2 separate regions of the Homo sapiens genome follow, and region 2 is linked to region 1. Evidence: read pairs that join two places in POLR2A ChIA-PET (ENCODE). Cell type or tissue: MCF 10A. All regions are shown on one strand. Each heading gives the region's core, and the rest is flanking DNA. Links, peaks and the distances in the headings are about the cores only.

What was found. ChIA-PET counts read pairs that join two places held together with the same protein. Peaks named below come from ENCODE experiments on the same cell type or tissue, not always from the same donor. Only the 100,000 strongest peaks of a DNase experiment are listed, where the experiment ranks them.
Region 2: POLR2A ChIA-PET joins it to region 1 with 7 read pairs; 2 of 35 experiments call an interaction of 5 or more read pairs at or near these places.

What each region holds. Positions count from the first base shown.
Region 1 is chr1:196,396,696-196,405,052 of GRCh38, forward strand. It overlaps KCNT2 (potassium sodium-activated channel subfamily T member 2), which reads right to left. Exons shown (of 28, transcript NM_198503.5): 13 at 1,868-1,976. Among named protein-coding and RNA genes, the nearest start is that of MIR4735, 180 kb to the right of the region's middle. In MCF 10A, for the core only: no CTCF peak of the experiment used is centred there; a DNase peak (open chromatin) is centred at 4,306.
Region 2 is chr1:196,542,626-196,550,982 of GRCh38, forward strand. All of the region lies in intron 1 of KCNT2 (potassium sodium-activated channel subfamily T member 2), which reads right to left. Among named protein-coding and RNA genes, the nearest start is that of MIR4735, 36 kb to the right of the region's middle. In MCF 10A, for the core only: no CTCF peak of the experiment used is centred there; a DNase peak (open chromatin) is centred at 4,236.

The sequences.
Region 1 (8,357 bases), core at 90-8,089:
AATTTCATCAGGTGTCAAAATGAGAAATATTGAGATAAATGGTTGGGATAGAATTTGTAAATAATCTATTCATTTTGAAGGTATTATTAAAATAATGACAAAATGAGAATCAGAAAATAGATTAATACAAATAGTCCGTATTTTTTTTTAGCAGTAGACTTTTTCAGCAAATTTGATCTCTCGATGGAAGCATACCAACGGCGTGCTAAAGGGAGAAAGAACTGAAGCCTGCTCTGAATTTTAGTTAAAATACACTCAAAATCACAAATTGTCTTTCGAAAATACATATTGTTTTAAGGTCTTGATACAATATCCATTCATAGAACACTTAATATGTTTCAGACATTATTTATTAAATCCTTACTATTAACCCTGATAAAACAGAGACATAATCTGTATGGCCTTTTAGTAGACAGGAAATAAGGCTCAAAATAGTAATCTGCCTACCTGTCTTAAGTGGTGGCACTCAAATTTAAAGTCATCATTTTAAGAGTTTACTTAGTGTTAATGTCATTACTGCCATTCAAAAATTTTGTCATAGCAAGTCATCACCATATATATTTAAAATTTTTCAAAAATATTTCTTTTCTTAAATAATAATAAAAATAAGATAGCCTAGTTACAAAGGTCTTTTTAATAAAAAGTTGGCATTTGATGAATGCTAATGATATACGTAACAGGTTGTAGATGGAGTACTTCACATATATTTTTCCATTTAATTTCACAAAGCCTTCTACAAAAGAGGCACTGTTATTTTTAAATTTCAGTTAAGAAATAGTCTTAGAGAGGCCCTAGCACCTATCATACTGTATAAATCAGAATCTCTATGATCAGTACTTTAGAAATTCTTCCAAAAACATACTAATGTGCAACCAGAGTTGGAAGCTATTACTTTAAATTGTTTGCTATACATTGTTAGGAAAAAAAGTGATGACATAAATTTGGGGAAGGCTAGAGCAAACTGAATAGCAACCATTTCATAATTTTCTTATCATTGCATCAAAATTCCCTAGTATTTACAATTTTTCATTTCAAAATCATACACTAACAGGTAAGAATTTTAAGATATGTAAACACATTTTCTGAAGGAAATACGTTTTGCTGACACATTGCTAAAATGTATTACATTTTAATGACTTTTGGAGCTTTAAACTTTTAAGATAGAATATAATGTAAAACATGGGATATTTGTGATTGTGGGGAAAACGTGCACTTGAATTACTGCTTAAATCAACATTAGCGGTTTTTTTTACAGAAGCATTTAAGAAAAAAAAAGCAAGTACAATTTTGCTGTTCAATTTTCTAGCAATTCAAAGTATAATCTCATGTGATCTGTCATTTTTAAAGCAGTACCTTCAAAAAAGTTCACATGCATCTTTTTCTTGAATTCTTTTCAAAGTCTATTCCCTAAATTAACTCTATTTACATATACCTGAATACATTTCAATGTATTAGTCTATTGCATGGTAAGCCTATGTGTGTATTAAACAATTATCTATAGCCAAATATCACCCATCTATGTGTAAACCTATGTATAAATGAGTAGATATGGCACTTGAAATTTGTGTCTATATTATGCATAAATCTACTACTGCTAATATATTTAGGCTTATTAAGGCATCCATTATGTTAAGGTACTAAAATCACCAAGTTATATAAAAAAATTAAGACTCAAGCAAAAGTATTATCTTGTCACATATTAAAGTGGATAAATCCTCTCGTATCAAGTAAATTAGTTTTAATAATCATTTTCAGTTCTTTAGAATCTTGAATACTTTAAGTTGCCACTTAGTTCAGAGACTTAACCCTTAAGCCACTATAGGAGTTTCAGGAAATTCAATGGATCTCATGCAAGATAAAAACTTACCAGCAAATTTGATGTGAAATTTATTTTCAGGCTTTAATATCTGGACATACAAAGGACAATTTGGAGCAAAATCTTTCACAGCCCATGCTCTCAAAATTGTTTGGTGATCCTGAAGTGATCAAAATAAAAACATCATAGCATAAGTTACAATGTTTATAACATATAAAGTAAAAGTAAGCAATCAGTTTGCTTGGTCACATCCATAGTTAAAACTTAAACATAAAAATTACTCTGAGGACTTGTTAAGGATACCTATTATTTCCATAGAAGAAGGTAGTAATAGCTAATTCAATCATAGCTAATTACTAGCACTTAGAATATTAGAAAAGATTAAGAGAAAAAATAGCTAGACAGACTTAAAAATAATTTTCCTAGAAAATTTCTGCAGTCAGAAGCTTTCAGACATGTAGCAAAACTAATAGTTTGTAATAGGAATTTCCAAGGAGAAATCAAAAATGTACATATAATAATAACATGCTTAGAAAATTACTTTTTTATATAATAGTAAAGGTAAAATAATTTTGACCTGTGTGTATGTGTGTGTGTGTGTGTCTGTGTGTGTACCTGTGTGGTATGTTTGAAGACATAAAAAACTCTTAGATATAATAAAATACATCAAAAAAAGTTTTTAAAAAGACACTTAAAGTAAGAAAAGGAATCAAAACCATGCTTAACACGAACTCCTTTACATAGTAGTCACCCCATAAATTCAATGAATTGAAAAAATCAAGGAAGATTATTAGATAAATGAACCACACAGTTAGCTAATACATTTTTGGAAAGGAAGCACAAAGGTGCTCTAGGGTAGCACTGTCCATTTAACAGTCACCAGCCACATAATTCTATTTAAATTTGAAGTAACTAAACTTAAACAAAGTTAAGAATGTAATTACTCAATCACACTAGCCACATTTCAAGTGCTCATAGTTGCACATGGCTAGTGGCTACCATATTAGAAAGTGGAGGTATAGAAATTTTTCACCATCACAGAAAGTTCTATTTGACAGCACTATTAGTGAAAGGAAAGGAAGATCCAAAATACAGATAGACACGAGGGACTGTTTATCCAAATGCAGATAGAAGAAGTTGTTATTTATGGTTGGAAACTGCTATAGACAGAATGATCATGTCCTCCCCAAATTTACATGTTGAAATCCTACCCTGCATTGTGAAGGTAGTAGGAGATGAGGCCTCTGGTAGGCCTCATCGTGAGGGCAGTCATCATGAATGGGATTAATACCCATATAAAAGACACCTGAGAGAGAGCTCCCTCGCTTCTTCAGCCATGTAAGGATGTTGCAAGAAGACAACAATCTAGGAACCAGGAAGCCAGTCTTTATCAGACATTGAGTCAGCTGGCTCCTTGATTTTGGACTTTGCAGCCTCCAGAATTGTGAGCAATACATTTCTGTTGTCTATAATCCACCCAGTCTATGCTATTTTGTTATAGCAACTCAAAACAAGATAGTAACTTTAAGTTACAAGAAAGTTGATGAATAGTAGTCCAGCATGGTTTACATGTACCATATGTTCCTTACAGGCAAATATTCAAATATCAGAATGAGCCCAATAATTCTACTAAGATTCATCAAGTGAATACTTGTTAATCAATTTTACATGCTTTTAAATCTGAGGTTTGAGGGTTATAGATAACTTAATGGAGGATTACTGTCATTTCTCTTTCACTAGAAGTACACAATTTTAAAGGAAAGGGAAAAAATAGAAAGTAAACCACTATATAAGTAAAAGGATGCCAAGTTATAATTTTTATTTTATTTTATTTCATTATGTTTAGTGTTGTGTTGAAGATAATGGGCCATTCTAGGGGTTTTAATCCTGCTTTATCCCTCAGTATCTAATTAGACTTGGACAAGTTAAATTTCCTCATTAGTAAAATGCAGATATTCTGTATCTTACAGGATTTCTAAGGTGAAATAGACAACACACATACACCTTTTAATAGAGGTTGGCAGTCAGTTATCGAAAAAACATAAGTTGTTTTTCTTATTATGTGTATCATCTTAGTAATAGTGAAGTAATATCATTAAGGATAAAAGATAAAGAACAAAAATGAATTTCTTAGGAAAAATTTAAAGTGAGACTTATCTGCTGACACCAGCAAGAAATGTAACATTAATAATAAAAGAAGAAATAGAAGAGGCCAGGACGTCTATCAATATGAAAGAATAAGCTCCTAATAAATTGTCCTTGCATATGACAACTATTAAAAAATCTATAGAACAAGCATACAAAGGCCCTAGTAAACGAACTAAAGTAGGCAGATTTTAGAGGAAAATTAAAACTTGGAGGAAGTATCTTGCATGTTATAATTTCCCTGTTTTTGCTGCTGTGACCTGAGGGCAGCTGTGGTTACCACAACAGCACAAGTTGGCTAAGACTCCACAGAAAACCTGCCAGAACAACAAGCGAATGGAGCCTGGAACAACCAGAGCCACCAGACACAGGAAAAGGGAGAGGCAACAAAGAGAAACCACAAATTCTGTGAATGAGTGTAAACATCTTTGGCTGACCTCTGAACCAAGAATCCATGGCGAAGCATAAAAACAATCTGAGCTGACATTTGTGAAGCACTACCAACCTCAATGGTGATGGAGTTTGCTTTATTTTGAGTTTAAGCAACTTAGCCTCTGCTAAAATGAGAGCACTAACATTATTTGGAAGAATACAGGAGAATCCAAGCCTCCGCAACATAACACAATATCCAAAATACGATGCAGTATTATTCAATTTATGAATTTCCAGAAAAATGTGACTTATTTGCATGGGAAACAAACAAAATGATAACCAATAGATGGTAGCTACTAGACAGTCTGAGATGTTAGAATTAGCAGAGAAGGACTTAAAGCTGCTACTAGAACTATGATCAGTAATGTAATGAAAAACATGTTTGTAATAAAAAAAAGAAAATTTCAGCAGAGTAATATAAAGTATTTTTAGATTAAAAAGCTGAAGTTTATGAAGAAACACATTCACTATATGGGCTTTGAAACAGATTGGGAATGACAGAAGAAAGGAGTCAGTGAACTTGAACATAGATCAATAGAATTTACCCAATTTGAAAAACAAAGAGAAAAGGTAAGGAAAAGGGAACAGAGTTCAGGAACTTGTGTAACACGGTAAAAAGGTCTTACATAATATAATTGAATTCCCAAAAAGAAAACAAATGAGAAAAACTAGCAGAAAATGATTTTAAGAAATAATGACTAGAAACTTTTTAATTTTGTAGAAGACATACACTTATAAGTTCAAGAAAATTAGCAAAATCTAAACTATATAAACAAAAAGATAACCATGCCTAGCCACATTGTATTCAAACTGTTAAAAAACAAAAATAAAGACAAAATCTTGACAGCACCCAAAGAAAGAGTCATATGGCCAAGGACTCTCATCAAAAATCCTGAAAGCCAGAAAACCCTGGAAAAAATTCTAAAGTTTAGAATGAAGGAAAAAAACTATGAAACCAGAACTTTACATCTAGCAAAAACTCCCTCAAAGAGGAAGGTGAAATAAAGGACTTTTTAAAATAAAGAAATGTACTTTCCTTATTCTAAAATAAGGAAATGTACTCCCATTGGAATCATACTACAAGAAAAGTTTAAGAAAACTATATAAACTCAAGAAAAATGATACCAGGGAGAAAGAACTTCAGAAATAAAACAAGAGTAACAAATGTTTAATGTTTTAATGACTATAAAAATCCATTTCCTCTTAACTTCTATAAAATATATAATCTGAATAAAGCACAATTTATAATATTGTTTAGTGTAGTTTCTAATCTATGGATAAATTATTATATCTAACAACAATAACATAAGAGACAGTAGAAAAGGAATAAATGCAAGTTTATAATTTTAACAAGTGGTATAACAATGATATAAAGCTCACTATGAAGCAGTAAGAATGTGTATTGTAATCCCTACAGCACTCACAAAAAAAATTCAAAAGGCACATCTAAAAAGCCAATAGGTATATTACATTCAGTGCTTTACAAAATCAAATAATAAAAAATGTGGGAAAGGAAAAACAGAGGAACCAAAATTAGAGGAAACAAACAAAACAATTTAGATAGAGCTATATCTAACCATATTAATAATGACATTAAATGCCAATGGACTAAACATGTTGAAACACAAAGATGTAGATAGCAAGAAAACAAACAACTCTATTTAAAATTGGGCCAGAGATCAAAACAAACATCTGACCAAAGAACGTATACAGATTAGAAGAATGAAAAGATAGTTAACTCATGTCATTAGAGAGTTGCAAATTAAAACAGTAAGACATCACTAAACACTTTTCATAATAGCTAAAATCTAAAGTGCTGAAAACACCAAATACTAGAGAGGACACAGATCAACAGGAAGTTGCATTCATTGCTGGGAGGGAATGCAAAATGATACATCAAATTTGGAATACATTTTGACAATTTCTTACAAAACTAAGTATACCCTAACCAAATAATCCAGCAATTGGGCTCCTTAGTATTTACCTAAGTGAACAGAAAATGTAGGTCTCCACAAAAACATGCATGTATGTGCTTAAAACAACTTAATTTATAATTACAAACACTTGGAGGTAACCAAGATATACTTCAATAGATGAATGGATAAACCGTGCCACATCCATACAATGGAATATTTGGCAATGCAAAGAAATGCACTATCAATCCAAGAAAAGACATGCAAAACCTCAAATGCATATTGCTAAGTGAATCTGAAAAGGCTACATACTGCATGATTACAACTATATGTCATTGTAGAAATGCAAAATTATGGAGATAGTACAGAGGTCAGTGGTTGCCAGGTTGGGGAAAAGAAAGGACAGAAGGATGTATAGGTAGAGCAGATAATATTTTTAAGACCCTAAAACTATTCCTTATGATATTGTAATGGTGAATGCATGTCATATTACATTTATCAAAACCCACAGAATATACAATATAAAGAGTGAACCCTAATGTAAACTATGGGTTTTAGTTAAATAATTTATCAATATTGGTTCATCAGTTTCAACAAATGTATCACAATAATGGAAGATGTTAAAAATAGGAAAATGGGGTGTAGGGGGAGAGGAGTGTAGGGGGTGAGATATGGACATTCTCTATATTTTTTGTTCCATTCTCTCTGTAAACCTAAAATGGCTTAACAATAACAACAAAAAGTCTAGTTTATTTTTTTAAAAAGTAAGTGAGAAAAGCATGATCTGTAGAGTCACAAACCTTGGGCTCTAATCTTCACTTCAGAGGTTACAAAAATGCATGAGTAAAGGGAAGTTACTACGGATCTGATTCTTCTTACAGAAGTTTTGGTTATTGTATAATGGATGTGTGCAACTTACTTTTCTTATTTATCTTAACCCTTGGCAACAGTTGACTTGTAGACCACTGGCTCCCTAAAACATCCTCGTTTGGCTTATCTGACACCATGCACTTGGTTACCCTTTGACATTCTTATCCCAAACTGAACTCATCTTGCTACTGGTAGTCCTCCCTTTTCCCAAAAGAAAATACTAATAGATACTAAATCTTCAGCTTCTCTGTCTCACTTACCTTGCATTTAGTGAGTTCTCAAATCTTGTTGATTATGCCTCTAAAGACTGCTCTAATAGCTTCCACTTTTCTCCAGCACCAGTGCCACAGCCTAATCTAAAAACTTGTCACTTCTGGCTTGGAGTAAGGGCAACAGCTCCCCAGTCAGCCTATCTCAAGCTTTATAACATTTTTTTCACTAATTCTGTAATCTTATCAGATGCAGTTTTTTCCAACTAAAATTCTTATTGTTGTACGTGGCTACTTAAAATCCTACAGTGGTTTCGTTTCTTTTGGCATCAAATTCAAACTTCTTAACAAGGCTTACGACAACCTTTATTAAACGTTTCCCAAACTATTTCCTCAGTCTTTGCATTCTTCTCTCTAGCGATAATGCACATTCTCCACTCATAACCAGCATTTCCCACCTAGGACCATTTGCCAAGAACATTCTTTATGGGCTCAGCCCTATTCATGCCTCTCATCCCTGCTAAAAAGTCACTTATCTAGGAAGCCTTTTCTTCTGACTACTGGTAAATTAGGATAGATGATGCTACTTGATCCCATTGTATTCTGTGAACAATTAACCCCATCTAATTTTTAGCATTTTTAAAAGTTGGTCCTCCCTAAACTATAAGCTTGATGAAGGCAAGGGCCATGTCTACATTTTGCTCACCCTAGCTTATCCCCAGAACCTAGCATTCATTTGCATATCACAGGTGAATAAGAAAAACAATATTTACTTCATATTGATAGTGTGAACATTAAATGTGATAATATAAAGAGAATTAGGCATATAGAAAGCATTTAGCAAATATTTCAATTCAATGGATGAATACAGGAGATAAAGTACCTATTCTGAAATCTTCCTTGTTTTATTCATATTTTATGCCCTCACAAAACAGAACAAACATCAGTAATTTTGAGTGGGTCATTAAGTGA
Region 2 (8,357 bases), core at 333-8,332, 150 kb after region 1:
ATTAACATATAAATGGATTGGGGAGCTTGGGAGGTGTTTTTAGGTCCATTATTTCATTTTTCAACCAATCAATAAAAATACATAGATTTATTGAATGCCTATTAGGGGTAAGGTGCCAAACTTGACTATGGGAAAATGGCAATAAATAAGATACCTGCTCCTCCTCAGGAAGACAAGAAACAAGTGGTTCTGTTAAAGGATGATCAGTATTGAAGAACTGTCAGTCTATGTGTTATGAAATAAGAGTGAAGGAAATATAAAAAAGGAGGATTTAATTCAGTCAACTCTCTTACTGAGAAAATGACCAAGATACAGAATTCTGAAGGATACAAGTCAACTACAGAAAACGCTGGTGGAACATTAAGGAATAAAACACGTTCAGAGTAGTGTTAGCAACATAAATAAATATGGTGAGACATTTTATATAGTTATAAATTATGAATTATTTAGCAAATGTATAAGCAAAATATTAATTTAAAATATAGTTGTGGTAGTCTTGAAAGCTATTGAGCTATAATTCTTAAACAGAATTTACTAGAGTTAAGCTTTATGCATGAGAAATTTTGCTCATGATTTAATTTGTAGCTTTCAAACAATTAAATTTGATATGAAGATAATTATCCCATCTGTCTTTCAGCAATATCTTAGAGAATTAACATTTTAACACACTGCAGTTGTGAGGATTCTAAAATCAGAATACTAAAGTTTAATCTCAGTAAAATGTCTTGTGTACATCTCATGAAGTATTATTAATCTGAAGTCTCTTGCTATATAACAATAGAAACATAAATTTTGTCAGAGTGGGTAGCAATAAATCACAGTTACTTCCATCTTATTACTCTCAAATCTGTGAAAGTAGATGTAGAGGAAAAGAAAATCTTGGGAAATAAAATAAGTCCAGACAAAACCAAACTTAATTAAAAAGTCATAAAGTATAATCTGTAACTCTGATTTTTATCTTTGAAGAATCATACTGTGTTCGGAAAATGGATGTCCACGATAATTTTCTATAATTTTCTGGATGGTCCTTAATGAATAAGGTATGTAATATTTCATGTTTTAAAAATTAAACACATTACACACTTATCAGATGGCCAAAATAAAAAATAATGACAACCCTATATGCTGTGAGGATATAGAAAACCTGGATCCCTTATACATTGTTGATTAGAATGTAGGTGGTACAGCCACGCTGGAAAAAACAGTTTGTCTGCTTCTTAAATTAAAACATGGAACTGCCACATAATCCAGCAGTCGTACTCAGGCATTTATGCCACAGAAATATAATTGTGTATTTACACAAAAAACCTGCACATAAATGTTCATAGCAGCTTTGTAATAGCTCAAAACTGGAAACAGCCCAGGTTTGCTTCCGTGGGTGACTAGTTAAACTATAGTACATCTGCACCATGGGATACCACTCAGTGATAAAAAGGAACAAATCACTCACGCACAGCAACAACTGAAGTAACTCTCCAAAGCAACCTAAATATCCATGAAAGGTCACTATAACAATAAGTTATGGCATTCACATGCAAAAGATCACATCACAAATTTTAAAATCACAAGAAAACTTGATGCACTATTGTAGACATATCTCTATGACTTCCTGAAAAGTGAAAAAAGAAATATACAAAACAGACTATATAGCCACCATCATTTGTAAAAAGAAATATATATATTTAATTATAGATGTATAGAATATGTTTTGAGGCATATATTGGAAAAAGAAAACCCACCTAAATTGATGGTCTTTAGAAATGTAAACTGGAAGAAGCCAGAGATACAAACGAATGTTTACTCTATTCTTGTTTACACTAGTCTTAAAATTTTAAACCACATGACTGTATTACCTATTCAAAAATAAATATTTTTAAAATAATAATATATACTTCAACTTCTAATAATGCTCTTCTGAAAACAGGAGTTGTTTTACTCGTAAATGGGATTGCATTTAGAAGGATGAAAGGGCAATATGGGAAAATTTAGACTTGGAAACTGGAAACAAATTGATTTGAAATTGAGTTGCTGGATGTTAGAAATGCTTGGATGGTTTGGTGACTTTCTTTGGTATGATTCCATATTCTCACTAAGCAGGCTTTTCATCCTAATTTGTTTTCAGACATAAAGTTCACTGGAAAAAGAATGCCCTGAGCAGCACAAAGGCACATTGACGAGCTTGCACTTTCATGTCTTGTTATACATGATCACATTTGTTTTATAGTACAAATGATGTCTCCTGTGAGACTAAGCAATGTGATTTTACTCAGGATGTGAGCAGTTGAGAAAAACTTTGAAATAATGACTGCTTTCACAAAAATAAAAAGTTTGGATTTAAAACTAATGTTTATGAAATGTTTTTCTGGACAGGAAAAAAGGGGGAAAAAACATTAATCCTCATTCTTAGCAAAATATTTTTTAAAAATCCTAGCCCAGTGGACCTTTCAAAAGCTTAATATTTGGATAATACTCAATTTGATTCAAATATATTTATAGTTTCTTCATACATGCTAAAAGTTACTAGTGGAACCTCTCATAATTGCTATAAATTATGAGAGTTTCCCCACAGGTCTAATCCCGCCAACATTTTAAAATTGTCCAGGTTCAGATTTATATTTCCATAAGAGGTAAGCAGGATATAGTTATAACATAATTATAAAATTAAAAAGAGAATAAGGGAAGAATAAGACCACCTTTGTTTGCTTAGCTCCTTTCTTCATCACCACCATGAAGTAGATCACCAGTGTAGAGAAAAAGAGAAAGTGCATTCACAGGGACATACCAATAGTTTAGGGGAGACTGAGCAGAAGACATGACCTTGAGGAAACAGGATCAGGCTGGAGAGGTTGCTAAGCAAGTCCAAATAGGAACCTGCAAGCAAGTCCCCAAACAGTGCTCCACTTGGTCTTTTCCTTTAATAGATTTTTTGCCGTATAATTTATATAGCATACAATTTACCTATTGAAAGTGAATAATTCAATATGTTTCAGTGCATTAACAGAGTCATGCAATCATCACCAAAGCAAATTTTAGGATATTTTCAGCACCCCAAAAGAAATGGTGCACCCATTTGCCCAGTGAGCTCTCCATCCCACCCACCCCCCCAGCTCCAGCAACTATTAATATAATTTGTGTTTTCATAGATTAGCCTATTCTAAATATTTCATGTAAATGAAATTGTACAATATATTATCTTTTTATGTCTGACTCTTCTCATTGAGCCTAATGTTTTCAAACTTCATCCATATTGTACCTTGTATCATACTTGATTTATTTTTATTACTGAATAATATTCCTTTGTACGGATATACCACATTTCTACTTTTGGGCTATTATGGGTAACACTGCTGTAAATATTAACGTACAAGCCTTCTGTGAATGTATGTTTCCATTTCTCTTGAGTATATAACCAATAGTATTCTGGGCCATATAGTAAATCTATGTATAACCTTTGAGAATTGCCAGATCACTTTCCAAAGCAGCTTCATCAGTTTATATTTGCACCAAACAATTTTATGAGAGTTGTAACTTATTCAAATCCTCAACAACGTTTGTCTATTCCATCCCATGCTAAATATTATTCTTCTATTCTGTGAATTATCTTTATAATTTCTTGATGATGTACTTTGAAGCACAAAAGTTTTCAATTTTAAAGAAGCCAAATGTATCTATTTTTGTCTTTTGTCACGCATACATTTGGTGTTACATCATTTGTCTCTAGCACAGTGGAAACTATATATCTTCTGAAAGATGGAGTGTAATTAGCTACTCTTCTTATCTTTGCAGCATATGGGCCTCCTAGTGATAGCAGCCAGCAATTTGACATTTATATTATCAACAGATGGACACCTTCCCATAACACTGAGTGCTTTCTAAGTCACCTCTGCTTATACCCTGTGGCACCTGAGATCACAGCTCAGAACATGCCTTAGTCTTGTAAACAGAAGATTAGTGTTAATTCCTCAAAAGCAACAGTAGTATAAAAGGAAAAACCTAAGCATCAGATTCTAATGAGTGATGAAATCTCCCAGTTGTTACAAAACCTATTCTACTGTGGTGAAACAGAAGTCAAGAAAAAATCTACACACACAGATAAATAAACTTCCCTTAAAAAAAGAACAAGTAAAATCAGAAAGTCAAAAAAATCATTGAAGATATTATTGAAGAAAATTGGACTGAAATCAAGAAAACTTGAATCATCAGCAACTTAAGGCACAATGTACGTCATGGAACATTGATTGCAAAACTAACACATATTCTGGTAAAGGTACTAAACTGCATAGAAAAAGAATGTAATAAATATTTGGTAAGGTACAAGGACAGCATATGTAAATTAGAGTAATCTGAGATTTTTCCATGGAAAAAAAAATCAATGCCTGAAAATACAAGAATTATCTACAGGATTATGCAACATAGAGTAACAAAAGAGCTATATACCCATGGGATTTAGCCTTCTAGTAAAAAGACAACGTATTTTCATAAGCATGCAAGAAGTTAAAGAGTACTCATCACACTTCCTTGTGGAGAGAATAAAAATATGTAATTAAATATTTGAATTTAAGAAGTGTGTCAAAATTAAAAACTCAGGATGCTCAGGGTGGGAGATACTGTTGCTAAGTACTATTAGTGAGACAATTATACCCCTAAATAGGAATAAACTCAAACGACTTTTGAAATTATGATTTTGGAATCAAATGTGAATATTAAAAACCTTGCCATTATTTAAAAAAAAATTGGGAGGTGGAGGTGTGAGGCAGTGTGGACACTTACTTTCTCATCCTTCACTGGACAGACGATGGATGTCTAAAGTTGAAACATTTAATTTCACAATGTTCTCATTATAGATGACTTGTAAAATCTAATAGCTCTTCTTGTAAAGAAACATTTACTTCAAGTTCAACAATACTTTCAATTTCACTTAAGTTTGTTTCTATCAACTTAAATAATATCTTTCATTTTAAAAAATTTTGTATGGGATGATTTCATTTCAGTAAAATTCTTTCTTACCCTTTCACTGTCCATTCATCTGTCCATTCATCATCCATCCATTATATCTACATATAAATGTAGAAATGTCTAAAATTATCACATCAATAATATTTTTGAGTGAGTTTCCTTATTTATATTTTTCTGTATTTTTTATTTTTTAAATGGAAAATTTATAATTTGAAAAAAAGCAATACATCTTCTTTTAGAAAATTGTTAGTAAGAATCAATCATTTCATAAAATTATAGATTAGAAACAAACTCCAGTATGGTAACATCCAGAAAAAAACTATTTCAGATATAAATCAGCTAGGGATAGTCTAAAATGCAATTCTGATCTGGTACGTCTATAGTGGGCCCACAGATTTAGCATTTCAAAGTGTCTAAAGCCATATATTGAGTAATAGAAATTTTAAGAAATTTTATGGTGCTACTCATTAAATAAGTAGAACATTATAAGCATAAAATGATGATGTGAGGGAGAATTTAAGAAAATAATAATAACTAAAAAATAAAAATAGTAAAAAAAACATTTCTTTGTATTGTACTTCTGTGCTGAGTAGGTAAAGGGAGATCTGTTTTTATAGTTCTTTAAAGTATTCCTTTACCTGCTATATTCTGATAAAACAAAATTTCTCTTTGAATTTAACAAGTGAATCTTAAATCCAGAATCTACAATGAACTCAAACAAATTTACAAGAAAAAAACAAACAACCCCATCAAAAAGTGGGTGAAGGACATGAACAGACACTTCTCAAAAGAAGACTTTTATGCAGCCAAAAAACACATGAAAAAATGCTCATCACTGGCCATCAGAGAAATGCAAATCAAAACCACAATGAGATATCATCTCACACCAGTTAGAATGGCAATCATTAAAAAGTCAGGAAACAACAGGTGCTGGAGAGGATGTGGAGAAATAGGAACACTTTTACACTGTTGGTGGGACTGTAAACTAGTTCAACCATTGTGGAAGTCAGTGTGGCGATTCCTCAGGGATCTAGAACTAGAAATACCATTTGACCCAGCCATCCCATTACTGCATATATACCCAAAGGACTATAAATCATGCTGCTATAAAGACACATGCACACGTATGTTTATTGCAGCACTATTCACAATTGCAAACACTTGGAACCAACCCAAATGTCCAACAATGATAGACTGGATTAAGAAAATGTGGCACATATACACCATGGAATACTATGCAGCCATAAAAAATGAAGAGTTCACGTCCTTTGTAGGAACATGGATGAAATTGGAAATCATCATTTTCAGTAAACTATCGCAAGAACAAAAAACCAAACACCGCATAGTCTCACTCATAGGTGGGAATTGAACAATGAGAACACATGGACACAGGAAGGGGAACATCACACTCTGGGGACTGTTGTGGGGTGGGGGAGGGAGGAGGGATAGCATTGGGAGATATACCTAATGCTAGATGACGAGTTAGTGGGTGCAGCGCACCAGCATGGCACATGTATACATATGTAACTAACCTGCACATTGTGCACATGTACCCTAAAACTTAAAGTATGATAAAAAAAAGAAGTAAATCCAAAACTTTCTGTTACTCAATAAAATGTATAATTTTGGCAGTTTATTTTGTTCAATTTTTCTCTATTGTGACCCTGTTTTGTTTGTTTGTTTGTTTACACATGGACCCTAAGTATTCCAAAGTGAATTATGATGTGGGAAACTTCATATGGGAAAAGTAACACAGAATTATTTTACAGATAATAGGCCCCCCCACACTAGAGAGTGAGAAGAAGCTACAGAGTAAAAACACATATAATTTTATTATGTGTTATGTATTATGTTATTATGTATTTTGTTTTTTCATGTATGTGACACTCATAGTTTCACAAACATCTCTGTGATACATAGTATCACATTTCATCTCTGGTCGGCTTGTGACTTAAGTTAAATCCTTCCAAAATTCTAGTAATATACAGACAACCTAGAACAATGTTTCTCAACCAACATCAGAATCTGTTGGAGTGTTTATTAAACATGGACAAGAAATAACTCTGGGACCAGCCTTCAAAAGCGCATTTTCAGCAAGTAACCAAGGTGATTCTTATAATGCACACTAAATTTTATGAGCCATGTGGGTCTTTTATTCAGATATGTTTGAGTATTTCTTTTTTATTGCTAGCTGAAAGCAGTTTTCTTGAATAGAGTCTGAGTATAATGATGGAGGCTAAACTAAACAGCAAGCTATAAAACACACAACCTTTTGCAAGAAGGAAAGAGTTCAGTAGGAAATCTCATGGGCTCTAAGTTTCGGATGCCTTAAGCAGAAATAGGCTGAGAAAGAAACAGAGGCCTGAGTAGCAACGAAGTGGAGATGAGAAGGCCCCAAAGACAGACATCATGTACTTGACAAACGATTTAAGATCTATTCCTTTCTCTGGCCCCATATCAGAATGATATACCAGTTTACCAAACTTCTGATACACTTTAGCCCATCACTGGATAGTTAAAAAAATTTTTTGATACCTTACATTTTTTGAGTGTTCAATAGAAATCAAAAGCTTGTCTCCAATTCAATCCCACTCCCATATGCTTATTATCAGTTTAAAGGATAAAAAAGTATTGCTCAAATAGACCAAATTTCAAAATGTATGTGCACTTTCTCAGCATGAGTGAGAGAAAAAAAAATTTAAACCCAAAGATCCTGGCAAATTTATTTGAAAAATCAAACATTTGGATTGTCTAGATTCTTCTTAACTGTTTTGCTTCAAGCACCATGTGTAAGAAAATACACAGAATGAAGATTTCTTATTTTAACCAAGGCACATTTTATGATCACTCTGTCAGAAAAATGTAAATTTTTAGATTGCATTTAAGTAATATCTGTTGTATATGCTATTATAATAAATGATTATCACAATCAAGAAAATAGCTTTAGACTTGTAGTCTTTACTATGTCTCTTATGTTAACATACAGGAAACCATTTAGGATGTTAAACCTAAAGAATATTTTTATTTTATCCATGTACAAATGGCTTAAAAATAAGCACAGGACCACTTGCAGAGGTTCTAAAATAAATCAGCCAGCAGACACCAGAAAACTGCACATGCTCTGTTTCTTACTTCTGTTCCCTTTCTGCTCAATTATCATGGGAACCTCTGTTTCCACCAGGCAGATGCTTCTATTCTCTGAACCAAAGGCTATGGGGGCAGTAGAAGGGTAAAAAATGATACCAGGAAGCTCTGAGAGAGATTGCTAAGCAAATTCAGATGGATCCCATGGAAAATTTAAAGGCAATGTTGGGAGATTACATTCCTGAAAATTTTCTAAATACAGAAAAAACTTCACATTCATATATTTATGATTCATTATTTGAGATATTTGCAGAATT